2 separate regions of the Mus musculus genome follow, and region 2 is linked to region 1. Evidence: chromatin loops called from intact Hi-C (ENCODE). Cell type or tissue: heart. All regions are shown on one strand.

Evidence for each region. Peaks named below come from ENCODE experiments on the same cell type or tissue, not always from the same donor. Only the 100,000 strongest peaks of a DNase experiment are listed, where the experiment ranks them.
Region 2: it touches region 1 in a loop (2.7-fold over the local background); 2 of 42 quality-filtered maps call a loop at or near these places.

The regions. Positions count from the first base shown.
Region 1 is chr12:52,276,742-52,284,741 of GRCm38, forward strand. The region is part of intron 7 of Nubpl (nucleotide binding protein-like); the gene reads left to right. Among named protein-coding and RNA genes, the nearest start is that of Gm40423, 81 kb to the right of the region's middle. In heart, a CTCF peak has its summit at 4,662 (motif pointing right); no DNase peak of the experiment used is centred here.
Region 2 is chr12:52,483,281-52,491,280 of GRCm38, forward strand. No RefSeq gene overlaps it. Among named protein-coding and RNA genes, the nearest start is that of Gm35135, 6.7 kb to the left of the region's middle. In heart, no CTCF peak of the experiment used is centred here; no DNase peak of the experiment used is centred here; H3K4me3 peaks cover 436 bases; H3K27ac peaks cover 594 bases.

The sequences.
Region 1 (8,000 bases):
GCTTATACAGGTGTCCATCCTGCACCAGGACGACTGAACTATTGACTCATAAAAATGCCTGAGTTCAAGCTTGCATGTTCACCCTCTTTCTTCTCTCAACTCGATCAGCAGTTTCCTTGGCTTGATCAATTTTCTCTTCTATGGTAACACTGTGCTAATTTGAATAGTCATTTATAAAATGAAAATCTGTTTGGGATTGGTGGATCTGGAAATGCTTGCTTCTTTGTTAAGTGAATGCCTATACACCATTATTTGAAATAATTCCTTGATTTTCTAGTATTTACTCTTTAGAGCCAAAAGAACAGCTATTTTGCACGTGTAAATCACATAAAATCTTTTATTAAAAATTATAATTCTTTAAAAAAATTTATATTTTCCAGACTAAGTCTTTAAAGATAAACTAATACTGATCTTTTGGTAATTACTGTAAAGTCAAAGAAAAGTCTTTTTCTAAAGTTTAGTGCTTTGTTTTTTTCTATAATTATATAAAATTTGTAATGAGCTCCAACTATAAAGCCAGCAAGATGTAGAGACTTAAGTTATAGTTTTTTGTTGTTGTTATCAGAGACATTAAATCATTTATTTTTAAAAAGATTGATTTAAATTCTTATTCGTGTGTGTGTGTGTGTGTGTGTGTGTGTGTGTGTGTGTGTGTGTGTGTGTGTAAGCATGGGTGCCCACAGGGCCGGGAGTGGGTACTGGCTCCCCTAAGCTGGCGCTGCAGTGAGCTACCTGCTGTGGAAGAGCAGCAGGTGCTGCTAACTGATGGTCTGTCCATCCAGACCTTCCCTGCAAACTTGGGTTGGCATTTCATTAGTGAATGCCATGTCTGTGATTTTTCTCATGCTCTGACAGAAACAGCTTAAGGAGAGAAGGAAGGAGCGTGTTTGGGCTCATAGTTTGGGAAGGCATGGTGGTGGCAGCACAAGATGCTGATATCATCAGCCACAGGGACAAATGGATGCTGGTCCTTTGTTCCTCTTCTTTTCCTCAGTTTTATTCAGTCTTGGACTCTCGCCTATGAGATCATACAAGTCACATGCAAGATTAGTCTTCCTCTCTCTGTTCTCTGGGAACGTCCCAAAGATATACCCAGAAATGTATCTCCGAGTAGATTCCAACTCTAGTCAACCTGACAGTAAAGCCTAGCTCTCACAGATACCTAGTAAGAACTATGTGGTATAGACTATTATTGCTTTAGTGACTTAATTATGAATGGTATTCCTAGAATAAATTTATTTTGTAGTTAGGCAAAAATGTAAGTAACTGTTGAAGGTTAGAAACTATTTCGGGATTTTTATCTTTTAGGGCATTTCTGATATCTCATTATTTACTTCTTTATTGCTGGGTATTGAGCCTAGACATAGCATATGAGGCAGGCATTCCAGCATTGGGCTTTATTCCCAGTCTGAACTGCAGTCCTTGTTTAGTTTAGACTTAAATTTCTAAATTTAAATTTAATGCCAATGCTAACAGTAATGTTTCCGATCTAAATTTAAAAAAAAAAATTTATTCGTTATTTTCTCATTTACATTTCCAATGCTATCCCAAAAGTCCCCCATACCCTCTCCCCCCCACTCCCCTACCCACCCACTCCCACTTCTTGGCCCTGGTGTTCCCCTGTACTGAGGCATATAAGGTTTGCAAGACCAAGGGGCCTCTCTTCCCAATAATGGCCAACTAGGCCATCTTCTGCTACATATGGAGCCAGAGACACGAGCTCTGGGGATACTGGTTAGTTCATATTGTTGTTCCACCTATAGGGTTGCAGATCCCTTTAGCTCCTTGGGTACTTTCTCTAGCTCCTCCATTGGGGGCCCTGTAATCCATCCAATAGCTGACTGTGAGCATCCACTTTTGTGTTTGCTAGGCTCCGGCATAGTCTCACAAGAGAAAGAAACAAAGTTAATTAGGGCTATTTTATTTGGCTGAACATACATTGCAAGTATAAGTTATGGTACATCAGTTACCAATTTGATGAAATAGCCTAAGAATGAATACATTTCTATACTGTTACAAGAAGGAGCCCAGATTTGGAAAACATCTGCAGATGGTTCTAACACAGTTTTTAGAATCATTGGTGTGAGCCAATATCAGGTGTCTAAATCAGGATCACTAGTGTGAGCCAACTCACTGACAGGTGTCTAAATTCCTTGAGTTTCTCTCAGGTGCTTGTCTCACACGGGCTTGTTTCAGACACTTTTTGACAATAGTCCATTCTATTTTGTTGTTTAGGAACTTTTGAGACTTCTCCCTCATGGCTTGATAGTTAAAATTCCTATGGCTTAGTGTTCAGTAAGTAGGTTAACGGCCAATGTATGGTCAGATCCACGTTAAAATCTACATGGAAGCCCATTAAACACCGGCAGAGCACAAGTCCCACAATATAAATGATGTTCCAGGCTTGATGAAAATCTGGATGGTGTTCTGAACCTTTTGGGGGTTATGTTGTAGGGAACCAAAGGCTTCCCCTGAAAAGTGCCAGGCCTCACTCCTCTCTCTTCTGAAGCTTGCTTGGTTAGTAAATGTTAGCGTGATCAGGAGCAGCCAGCCCCTCATCTGAAGTTTCTTTTTTAAGAAAGAATAAAAATTGATGTGACAGCTGGGAAATAGTTCAGTGTAGAGAGCTTGCTTAGCTCACAAGGTTCTCAGTTAGACTCACAACACAGAAATGAGCAGACACAAAGATAAGAGCCAGGACTGTCACCACATGCTGTGATCCATGTGTCAGGAGGCTGACAGGGAATCACGAGTTCAAATCTAGCCTGAACTAAGAACTAAGACACTCTTTTAAAAAGGAAAAGAGGTGAAAAGAAAGTTTGTTCTATTCTGAAACACATGTGTATTTAACAGAACTTAAGATACAACATATTTAATCTTAGCCTTAATTGTAGACAGATGCTTACAGGCAAATGAGAGCTTTCTGGGTGGTGGAAATATATGTCCAACAGTTAAGCTTCCCAAGGGGTTGATCAATAAGCATGATCAAGGAGTAAGGATTTTATCTTTACTGCTCATAAGAAGATGTGAGGAGCAATGAGGGGGTGGGAAGGAAGAGAATGAGTGAAAGAGACAGACAAAGGTAAAGTGCACACAGTCATGCTATCTGGTCCATCCTACACTCCAGAATCTGTGGCACCTCCTCTGTTCCCACAGCTCGTCAGGAGTGCAGCTTTGTCCCCTGGTTAGTTGGTGGTAGTGTTAGTTACTGAAGTGACTGGAAGCCCATCATCTCTTGTGTATTAGATTTGTGTCCAGATTCCACTAGTAAAGAAGTGATAGAGTTGAACATCCTCTTCTACCAGTAACTTTGAAGTAGTAGATTTGCATCCATTACAACTTTGACAGTTCTTTTTCATATCAGTTAACAGAATTCCTTCCTGCCCTTCTCCCCTCCCTTCTTCCGTCTCTCCCTTTCTCCCTTACTTAGTTTCTAGCCTCACTATGCAACTCTGGCTGACATAGCACTCACTGGGTAGAACAGGCTGACTGTAAACCTGTGGGAAGGTTCCTGTCTCTGCCTTTCTACAGGGACCACGGGCATGCGTTACCATGCCTGGCTTGCAAAATTTATTTCCAAGGTTAGCAAAATATTGGTAATGCTTAAATTAATAAAACATCTGTGGTTGAAGAAAGCATAAAGCTGCCAGCAGTGATTCATCTAAGAATTACTTATATTTCAAAGTGATCTGTGAGCACAATTGAGAAGGATTTAGGTTTAAATCACATTTTACTTAATTTGATAACTAATATTAGTGGGCATCCCCTGATGATGTAATTCGGGAGGTTCAGATGTGACAAAAGATGTAGGAGAGTTAGCAATAATGACTCCAGTCTACTTTACAGTAAATAACAATTACGCACTTGACGTCATGATAAACCAGCACTAATTGAGTGGCTCTTCTATTTTCCTTTCCCTGTGGTGCTGTGCTCAAACTGAGGCCCTCATGTGTGTTAAGCACATACTCTGCCCCTGAGCTACATCTGCAGTGTATGCTGGTTCTCTGGTGCTGTGTGTATCTTAGTAAGTCAAGTAGAATTGGTAGCAATGAGCATGAGGGCCACACTCATGTCCTTTGAGCCGCTGTTGGCTGTATGTTAAAGTGCTCACAAGCTGTAAGATGCAGTGCTGTCCCGCAGGCATGTTTTGGAGCAGGCTTTGTCCATGCTTATGCTCCCAGCTGAGGCTGTCAGCCAAGCATAGGCGTGAGATACAATCTGTGCCCCACAGGCTGTACTGGTCAGTTGAGTAGTTCTACCCCTCTGTAATGATGATCAGCTAACTTGGAGTAATTGGGTTTAAATGTTTAACTGCTCCAAACTGTGACCTAAATCCAGACATGCAGTTATGGATCTGCCTCTAAATAGTCACATGACTTAACAATTAGGACCATAGTCTAAGTAATTGCTCTGTAAGGTATTTACATATTTGCCAGGATCTACCAGAGACTTAGCCATTGGTGGCAGATCTCAGCAGATCAAAACCTTTAAGAGGTTCAAGTTGAAAAGTATATTTAAACAACATTATACAACTAGATATTTAACCTAGGAAGTGAATAGAGAATTCTTGATGAGATCCCTGAGTCTTTTAACACCCAAAATAATGACATCTTTTGCAAACTAAGCACTCTTTTTACTATTGATAACATTTCCTTGTAGTCAGTAGAGGGAGCACAAGGTTCTATCAGATCTATCAGAGAACAGAAGTGACATCACTTGTAATGGTATACAAAGAGTGTGGTCTAGGACAGCTCTTATTGCTTCGTGTGTATTAAACTATAAAAAATTGAGGATTGCCATGTAGAAAGGCAAGGGTAGAATGTTTCAAGTTAAGAGATTGTATTTTAAGCTGTGAGATTCATCACAAGAGAAAAATTGGCATGATTCCTTTAAAATTTACATTTTTGGATGATAATGTGTAGACTGGTTAAAGACTAAAATGTCATTTTATTGGAAGCTTTGTCTATGTTACATTTTTCATAACTTCTGAGTATTATTAGAGGAGTATTTGAAATGGTTACTTATATGAAATGCTTGAAATTTCGGAACAATAAAAGAGGGCGTTTCTGTAAAAGGACCAAAACCTTAGTAAGCCCTAAACTGTGATGGGATCAAGAATTTAATTCTTAAAAATGCAGTATATGCTTTTGTTTAAAAAACATCATATACCAAAGTATCTTTATAAACCTGTCTGGTGCTTTCTGTGGTAGATTACACATTGTGTGACATTTGGTGACATGAAAAGTGATTGCTATCCTTGTAAGGTTTGAATGGCTCTAGTGTAGGTACAAAGGAACTCTGATAAAATGGATGCTAATGGTTAAGGTTAAATCACTTTCATCTTTCTCTAGACTCTCGTGGCAATCAAAATAATGCCACCGAACATTTTTATATCTCTTATATAGATATATTTTTAAAATGAGCAGCTCTTTTTAGTTAAATAGGGCCAGTGTAAATAGGTCCATTTTATATGCTGAGATTGTAGAGTTATAGAATACATTAACAAAACTAGAAGTTAGAGCTCTTGACGTCTGGTTTAAAGAATTACTAAAATTTCATGCGGTGCTAATCTAAGATAGGTGTTTTTGAAAATGAGCACAAGTAGTTTTAGATCTTCAGTTTTTTGCTAAGTGCCCATTTTGTGCAGGGTATTTTCTCATTAGTTTGGTTGCTAAAAAGTTTAAAATAAATACAATTGGCTATTCTGTTTGTCTGTTTCCCTTGCTGTAACAAAGTGTACAAGGCTGTGTACTTTATAGAGAAAAGAAATTGTTTAGCTCATGAATTTAGATTGTAAACGCCCGAGCTTTCAGTAGCCCAATATGCTTGACCTCTGATCTGGGCTCCCTTGGCAGTGTTACTTTGAGGTAGTAGGCGTCATGCCAGGAGCTTATGTGAGGAGGAGGGTCTCACCATCCATCAGGTGGGAGACTAGAAACTCGGGTATGTGCCTCTGAGCAATAGCAAGTGTTGTCCACCTGTAGGTCTCCATCTAGGAGAAGACCATGTGGAATTTCCCATCCATGCTGGGATGTCGGTTGGTATTGCCTGTATGCTCTCTAAAGTAACCATCGTATTGAGGACTGTGGTGGTACTTCCCTGTCATACATAGAAGACACTGTCTCACAGCAGGCTGCTCTTCTGGCTGTTATACTCTTTCTTCCCCTCTTGGTGAGTTTCCCTGAGCCTTAGGTGCAAGGGGTTGTGTTGCAGATGTATCTGTTGAGGTCAGAGACCCCATAGTCACCAATTCTCTACATACTGATTAGTTGTGGATCTCTGTAACTTGCATTATTGCAAAGAGAATCTTCTTTGATAAAGGGTGAGAGCTACATGTATTTGGAAAGACTTAAGATAAGTATTTAGAATACAGTTAGAAATTATATTATTTGGGGGAAAAGGTAGTAGTAGGCTCTCTTCTTGGGCCTATGACATCTCTAGCTTTGGATAATTGACTAGGTGTATAGTAGGTTGATTTCCCTCCTATTAAGTGGGCTTTAAATCCAGTTAGACAAGTGTTGGTGACCCCTGGGGTAAAGGTGCCACCGTGGTACTATTGTGCATCTCCTGACAATCCAGCCATTGTTGTGCTGAATAGCACTATTGGTTGCTTTTCTGCCTTGGCAATTGCACCTTTGAATACTGAGAGCCAGCTGTCAGGGAGGAGGCTTCCAGGTCAATTGCAACTTAATTTTAAGTTCTGTTCTGAAGTATGTGGTGTCTTCAGCATTTAGGTTCTTACCTTCATGTTCTGGGAGGCAATCAAGGGAAACAGTAGTGTCCAATGTTGCTTGAGGTATCTTTTGGAGTCCCCTGACCAACAATTCAAAGTTTCCATGCTTGGCACCAGGGCTTTTGTTAGATAGCCTTTGGTTCTTGGTAAAAACATTTTACCCTTTGTGGCATAACTTCATGTAAGTTATTTATATGTGTTTATACACTATCCTCCTTAGGGTTATTATTGCTGTGAGGAAACACTATGACCAAAAACAAATTGGGGAGGAAAGGGTTTATTTGCCTTACACTTCCACATCAATGTTCTTCAAAGGAGGAAGTCAGAGCAGGAACTCAAGCAGGTCAGGAATCTAGAGTCAGGAGCTAATTCAGAGGCCATGGGGGCATGGGGGTGGGTGCTGCTGCTTAGTGGCTTCTTCTTAGTGGTCATCCCATGGTATGAGCATCTCCAAATGTATATGTACTAATAGTAGTTTCAAATAAACATAGAATCCTGTTTCCCCATGGAGTTTTCAATCATCCTTGGTGTTCTCTATTCCTTTTTCCCTCTTGCTTAGCGTTTCCCTCCCTCTACTGACTCCAGGTAAACTCTCCCTTCTATCGTCTCATTTCCCTTTTTATATCTTTAGAGATGAGTCTGTTACCTGGAGTAACCACAGAAAGCTGGGTAGTAGAACATCAGACCCCACCTTTTAAAGGTCCTATATCACCCTAGTACCACCATTAGATTAGGCCTCTAGTAAGTAAGTCCTTTGGAGGACACACGTACAGACCATAAAAACATGAACCTGTATCGTGTAATGAGATACAAATAGTAGACAAGAATAGTTGAGCAAGAATGCACTTATGTACTGTGGCTAGAGTTCAGAGCAGTCTTTAGAGCTAATACAATAGAGAACACCCTGTGTAGTGGGTAAATTGTGAGGGAGAAGATTGGGAGGAAACAACCCACAAAGCTCCTTGTTCCTCTATGGAAAAAACAGTCTAGGTTTGAGAGGCAGTCCTTACTTCCACTTAATAAGATAACTGGGGCAGTCAGGTTAAACAGGGGCAAGGTTTAGAAATACAGTTAGGAGCAAATGCTAGATCATACAGTCATAGGAGGCCTTGGAAACAATATAATACACACTCCAGTTTTACAGTCAAGAAAACTGAGACCTAGGGTGTTTCTGAGTTTCTTGCCCAAGATTAGTCACAGCTAGATGGGGCCAGAGCTAGGATTAATTCCTTCCACATGACTGTATATGGAAATATATTAATAACAG
Region 2 (8,000 bases), 210 kb after region 1:
AAATACCCTTCCTCTCTTCCCCAAGTAAATATTCCCTATTTCTTCTTTCAAGCTAAATCCAAAGTGTTATCTCCTTTGGAAAGTATCCCTGCACAGGCAGGAGCTAAATGGGTCATCTGCTTTTAGATCTTCCCAGCTTCCACAGTTCTCTGTAATTCTGGCATAGCAGCAATATGCGCTCACTGAACTACAAACATGTCCAGTAACGCAGCTCTCTAAACTTGTGAGATTGAATGAGTACTGTATGTGTATCAATCCTGTGTTTTTGTTCAGACCATGAAGATAATATTCATACCTACCAGACACAGTAATTTTAAGTATTGGCTGAAACAATCTTTGTACAGAATATAAGACCAGGGCTGGTGAGATGGCTCAGCAGGTAAGAGCACCCGACTGCTCTTCCGAAGGTCCTGAGTTCAAATCCCAGCAACCACATGGTGGCTCACAACCATCTGTAATGAGATCTGACTCCCCCTTCTGGAGTGTCTGAAGACAGCTACAGTGTACTTACATATAATAAATAATAAATAAATCTTTAAAAAATGTTTAAAAAAAAAAGAATATAAGACCATGCTATAGCTTGCTAACTATGGTCACAAGACCGTAGAAGCTCTGCTGTCCTTCAGTAGTTACTTTGCAGTCTGTCATTGGTGGATTGTGTCTGTAGTGTCTATTCCCAAGCCCAGAGCATAATAGTTATTAATTTATATTTGTTGGAAGGAATGACACATAAACTTCCATCTTTATTAACAAAGAGAAAATGTTAAACTATACAGTATGTTTGGAAGTTTTATGAATTGTCCTTTCTGTTAACTTTTAGTTAGATCTTCAGTTTTGAAATCACAAAATGCCCAGTGTTGTCCAGCCCCACCCAGCCCATAAGATCCCAATTCCACCAGTTATAAGATGATGGTGCTGTCTACTTAGAACCGAAGTTCAGAGTTCAGATTTAAAAAACAGGCATCGGCTCTCATGGTGATGCCTTCATCATCTCCTTTCTTAGAAGGACCTCACTTCCTAAAAGTGAGCTTTGGCAGTGTGAACCAAGACTTGGGATCCCATTCTAGAGCAGGTAATGGCAAGTCAGTGGATCCAGCCAAGTTTATAATGTAGCGTCCTAATCGTTCTGCTGGTTGTGTCTCAGGTGCCGTGGGATTATTTTAGCACTTCACTTTGTCTTCATGCTTCTAGCTTAGAAACGGGTTAAAAAAAATTCTCCACAAGAAAGGTGAAGGCTAAATGTGGGCTGTGTGCACAGTACTTACTCCTAAATTGTCTCCAGGAGCATCTGGCATGTGGTAAATGCCCAACAAATGCCATTCCATTTCTCATCCAAATGTATTTACAACACTGTTTTATTCAGATTCACTTGTTTACATGTGTGTCTACCCTTCCGCAGTGTACACACATATAGAGCAGGCCTGAGTCACCTCAGCTTTGCTTCCTAACACTCGGCCTATTGCTTGACACAGAATGTAAATGCATTCATTTAGAATGTGAAAGCAGTCAGGCAGGAACGGTGGGAGAGCAAAAAGAACAACAAATGGGAGGAAAGGAAGGAACCAAGAGACAGGCAAGTCTGCGTACACAGGACAAAATGCCTACAGTTTGCAAGGCGTTACTTAGGTTAAGTCAGTACATCTTAGTTACTTATGTCTTAGATATGCTCTAATGGTTCTGAGACATTACCGAATTATACAAATAGATTTAATCCTTCAGAGTCCAGTGAAGAAAACTTAAATGTCCTTTTAGTTTTATGCTGGTGAACAAGCATTCCTGAATAAAAATTGCTTGTCAAAAATTTGACAAAAGCAAGATAAGGCTGTGAATTTGATGGTCTGTGTCCTTTATGTCTACAAAACTCGAGGCATGTCACAATGTTTAGTACTCTTAAGTACTTAGAAAAGTTTGCAGTCTGCAATCTCCTCGTTCTCTGACCTCCTCGGGGTGATCTATCGCAGGTGAAATGCATGTGTTTAAGGCTTTTTAGTGACATGTGTGACACACAGGATGAAATGATACAATCTGTGTAGTGTACAGTTGCAGTGCAATGCATACCAATCAGAAGAGCTGTGTGCTCTTGGGCTACAAAACCTGGAGTTTGAAAACACTGCTTTTTATTATTATTATTATTATTATTATTATTATTATTATTATTATTATTAAAAGATCGAAGAAGCTGCTGTTGCAGCCGTTTCAGCCTTCCTGAGGAGACCTCAGATAGCTGTTCTCCAGTGTCTGCAGTGTGTCCTTTTGTTAGGTGTCTGCTTGAAGCTATTGTTCTTTTCTCTAATTAAAAAATTGATACATTCTGGTTATGTGTATTTAATTATTTTAAAAGCTTTCACTAACATTAAAGCGAAGGAAGTATGGAAGTATGAAATTCTTTTCCACCAGCTCCTTCCCTCTCCCTCCAGCATCCACTTTCCTCTGTAGGTACATATCTTCCAAGCCCTGGCCCGCGTGCTACCTGTACAGGTAGGTACACAGTGCAGAGGCGTTCTGAGGGTCACCTGGAAGGGTCTGTCCCAACACGGAATGACAGTCCTTTGTCATTCTTCCCTGTTTTCTGTAAGGTTGTGATTTGCTCTGCCTTAACTGATCTTGGAGACACAGTGAGGTGCCGGGGTAAAGACACTTGAGTGTCTTAGACAGAAGGAGAGCAGGGAACCATTGTGTCACTTCAGTTCAATCATGAACTTTGAATATGTCCTCATTTGGGTGTTTTCCTCATAAAGAAATCTGCTGTAAAGACATGTTTAAGTTCTAGGTGCATTCATCTTAAATTACATGCAAGGAGAGTTCAACTGGTGAAATTATTTACTTCAAAATTATTCCATAGCACATATTTGAAGGGGCAAGTCAAAACTCAAATGGAAGTGGAGGAAACAGAAGTTCTCTCTTTCTAGGAAAGCTCCCGGTGAGTGGGGCTAAATCTAAGATGCAATTTCTAATTGTTTCTTTCTTAAATTTTCTGATAGGGTTGGGTTGTCAGAGAACAAACATTATTCCCTCTGTATTTGAGAAAGGGAGACATCTAAACCTTCTACATTTTAAGTGTTGAAAATGAAGATTTTAGTAAAAGGTCACAGAGGATTTGGAGAATGGGAAAACATCCCAGCCTCTCAAAGAGGGAATGTTCGAAGGTTTGAGGAACCAAGGTGGTAGTTTTGGGAAACTGTTGGATGATGGGCCATGAAAGGAAATAGGAGGTGGGAGTTCCAGCAGAGAGAGAAGGTGTGGGGTAGGGTGTGTGTGTGGGGGGGGGGGGCAGTGTTCTGAGAAAGAGTCAGGTGTGAGAGATTCACCTGAACTCTAAGAAGACAGACACATGAAACCACACGTATTTCCTAGAATCCTCTCTCTCTCTCTCTCTCTCTCTCTCTCTCTCTCTCTCTCTCTCTCTCTCTCTCTCTCTCTCTCTCCCCCCCCCATCTGCTTCCCTCCCCTTCTGTCTCTCTCTGTTCTCTCTCCTCCTATTTCCTGCCTCAGCTCATTGGCCAAAGGCTTTTTTATTGATAGGCTTTTTATACAGTGCACAAGAGATTCTCTCTACAGAGTTCTGTTTCTAGAACTCCTGTTGAGAGTCTCATGACTGCCTGCAGCTCACAGTCCAGGGTAGTCTGATGCCTCCGATCTCTGGGGTCACCTGCATTCACATGCACGGACCCACCCTCAGACACTTCAGACATGTAAAAGTAAAAGTCTATACATTTTTTGAAGAAAGTTATGGATGGTAAAAACAATGAAATTTAATCAAACCAAAACAAATAAAACTGCCCTATGTATATGTCCTCTGCCGTATACCTGTTCCTTAGCCTCAGAGATACTTTTCCATACGGGTCTTTTCTCATTCCACCACAGCACCTTTCCCAGTGGTCTACTGTGGTAGCACTGTGATATGCCATGTTTGTTGTTTGCGTTCAGCAATGGCCGGCTGGCTGTGTTTATCTTCATATCTGAAATCCAGTTTGATGAATTGGTCACCTTTACTAAGTACTGTAGGCATAATTTTATCTAAAGAAGAAACCCTGTTTAGTAGTTGCTACCTACTTTGAGTCTACATTTGAGCCTGGCCATTTACTTACGTGTCCTGAGATGACTGCTGACGTGCCTCACGCAGGCCCATTGTTGAAAGCTGCCAGCTTGTGGCCCTACTGAGAGGTGCTGGCACCTTTAGGGGCCTAATGGAAGGAAATCAGATTTCAGGGGGCATGCCCTTGGAGAAAATACCTAGGAGCCACTCCTTCCTGTCTTCCTCTTTCCACACCCCTGACCACCAGGAGGTAGACAGACAGCTCTCTGCCACATGCCACGTGCCACGTGCAGTGTGCCACACACTTTGCCATGGTGCATTATTGTGCCACCACTGGCCCCACACAACCAGAGACTGTCACTTCAGTATCTCAGGTGTTTTGTTACAGCAACCAAAAGCCGACTTAGAAGGGAAAAACTGTCCTTTTGGAAATTATTATGATATGACTCTGTGGCTATCGGTCACACCATGGAATCATGATAGTAGCAGTTCTCCCTTCTCTCCCAATAAGTTGCTGGACTCTCACTTAGATGCTAGGAGCAGTTCCAGAGTATGTTACAGAGTTCTCTCATCAGTTGGTCTGGGACAAACTGACATCTACAATTTTAAGTTTTCTAGGGCATATACTAGCTTCCCAAAATGTGTGGGCGTAGGCGTGGGTGGACAGTGCATGTGTGTGTGTGTGTGTGTGTGTGTGTGTGTGTGTGTGTCTGTGTGTCCGAGCGTGCTCGCATGTGTGTGTAAGAAAGCCATCGATCAAGAGACAGAAACAGAGAGGCAGGAACGGAGGAAGGGAGGGAGGGAGATTGAGTTTAGGTTTGAGTGCCCTTTTGTTAGTTAGAATGAGCATAATAATAATAAAGCCTGTCTCAAGACTAACTATGCTATGAAAACTATAAAACAGTGGCATTCTGAAAACAGTTAAGTGTGTGCAGTGATTAAACTCAAACAGGATTAGCAGCAATTTAGGGTTCAAGATTAGCATAGAAATTAATTTCTGAGTAAGCAGGTCATCTAGTTTCATTTAATTGTTTCCTACGTGATTATGTAACGTTGGAATTAGTTGCTGAGCCTTTCTCTTTTAGCTTTAGGATGCAGTAGTGCTTCTCAGCCCCCGGTGTGTGTCTAGGTCCCACTTGGCACCCTCTTCATCAGGCAGTTCTCATCAACGGCCTATTTATACCCTTCTGAGTTCCTGACGAGTTACTTCTGACCCTAATTATCTCGTGCAGCACTTTGCAGTTTATATCTCAGCCATTTCCTACTTAGCATATTTTTAGGAAGATGGTCCTGCTGACTCTGCCCAGCAATTCTGGGAAAGCATCTTGAAGAGGCTGCTCAGAAGCCTTGGATCTGCGAGGCTTGGTCGGTTCCGAGCTGATCAGCTGCTCTGCAGAGTCACTCTCTATGAATGCATCAATCTCTGCCTGGCAGGCCGACAGGGAAGGGGCTGACCCCTCACAGGGACCGACAATATGGTTCAGTCCTCATCCTTCATGCAGTGACGACATGGAGAAAAGGAGGGAAAGGCAGGCTGACAGAAGTCTCTGTAACACACTGCTGTCTGAATGGAGCCTTTCTAGGTTCCGGTCCCTCGTGGTTAAAGCCGTTTTTCTCTTTTGCATAGCCTGTTAACCCCTGGACCTTCCTCCTGCTTATCTCCTATGACTTCTTACCTCCTTGTTCTAGCTGATATTTTTTGGTTGTATATGTGATAACATCTCACTAGATAGCCAAGGCTAGCCTTTTATCTGATCCTCCTGTCTCTGACTTCCCAGTGCTTCAGGCCTATGCCACCATGTTTAGCTTTAGTGTGGTATTCTGTCTTGTGTTGTTTTTGATTTTTTAAAGTCTAGATGAAAACAAAGCATACACTTTTGTTTTAAAGCTGAGCGTGACCTACACTGGACGCCACTCTTGCTCCAAATGGAAAGTTACCCTCCCTAGCATATGCAGTGCTTGGTTGCTCTCAAACCAGCAGCTAGTTGACTTAGAGACGAAATCTTTACTTTTCTAAATTCCTGTCTTAAAACAAAATGTGCTTTTATAATTAAGATTCACCACAATGCTATAGTTAGGAATAAAAATTATTCCTATGGCCAACTAAAATACCACTGAGCATTCCTATACATTTGTATTTAGTGAACCTGTTATAAATATTTAGCATGCTTACTCTTGGTGGGGGGGGTATGTGCTTGGGTATGCATGCATGCATATATGTGTGTGTGCGTGTGTGTGTAGGCCTGAGGTTAACACCCAGTGTTGTCCTCAATCATTCTCCACTTTATTTTTTGAGACAGTGTATCCCACTGAGCCTAGAGCTCACTAACTTAGCTAGACCGGCTGGTGGGGGAGTCCCAGCCCAGGGATCCTCCTGTCTCTGCTTTCACTCCTGAGATTGCTGCTGTGTACTGTGTCATCTGGATTCATCTGGTTCTTCTGCTCTTAAGACTTGTCTTGTTTTGAGGCAAAGTCTCACTATGTAGACCAAGCTGGCCCCAAGTAGACAAATTCTTGATAGAAGAACCTTTCTTAATAGGAAAAGCAGATTAATATAGCCACACATTTGACATTTAGGTTCAGCTGTGTATGTTTGTTAAATAAAGGACTCAATATTTTCAGAGACATTCCCAAAGCTCAGAGAAAATGTAAAAAGCAGCAAGTCCAGTCTCCTTAGTTTTTAGATAACAATATTAGCTACAGAAGAAGAGGGCTTACTTCAGAGTCAGGACGATGACCCCCACTTGTTTCTTCTCACACAGTTAAAGGGTATCAGCCCCTTGAGGATTGATTTTCACTAAGAGCCTTGAACATGCCTATCAATCAGAATCTGGATACTAAACACAGACTGTAACACAAGGAAATCACTTGCATTTCTGAAATGAATATGGCAATGTAGGGAACTATGGCACTATTTATGAAAACATTGAATAATTCAATATTACAAATATTGGAAAGAGATTTTGCCTCTCATGAATTCACACTATATATAATTAATTATGGGAGCAAAGACAGGTCGTGTTGATGCAAAAAATGACTCCAAGTGAACTGTGTGCATCACTCTGGTGCTGTATTTAAACTGCACTGGTGCAAGAGCACTGGCTACAATGTAGGCTTCCTGGGCAGTAGACAGCCCTAGGTTAGAGGCACATGAAGACACATAGACCACTCATATTAATGGGGATATTTTTCCCTTGACAGAAGTGTTGCAGAAACATTCACTCTTTTTATATCTTGATTCAATTAGCAATACACCTGACTTTTTAATTTTCATTATCATATAAAAAAACCTATACATATCAGTAGAGTATCACATGATGTTTTGTTACAGTTGTCAACAAGGTAATTTATCTCCTCAAATGTTTATCATTCCTTCATGATGAAACCGTGGTCAAATATATTCTTTTAACTTTTAAAGTACATTATTAAATGTCAGTATTCTATCTGCAGCCTCTATGTCATAGAATGCCAGACTCCATTTCTCTTCTATGAATAACAACATTTGTTGACCAACATCTATCATCCTCTCCCCTCTGCTCCCCAGACTCTGGTAACCACTGTCCTGTCCTCAGCATCTCCGTGATCAACTTTTTCATATCCTATATATGATGAAGCTCACACAGTATTTGTCTTTCTGGGTTTATTTTTTTTTTTTTTTTCTTTTTTCCGGAGCTGAGGACCGAACCCAGGGCCTTGGGCTTGCTAGGCAAGCACTTTACCACTGAGCTAAATCCCCAACCCCGTCTTTCTGGGTTTAATTTCACTTTATATAACAATTTCAGTTCTGTTCATGTTATAAAAATGACATGGACCCCATTCCACATTCTTCATATTCTTTCCTTCATATTTTTTGCTTCATATTCTCTCAACTGATGCTTAGGCTGTTTCTAGTTTTGGGCTATTGTGAATAACCCTGCAGTAAACATAAATATAAGGATATATCCTCAAAAGGTTGATTTCATTT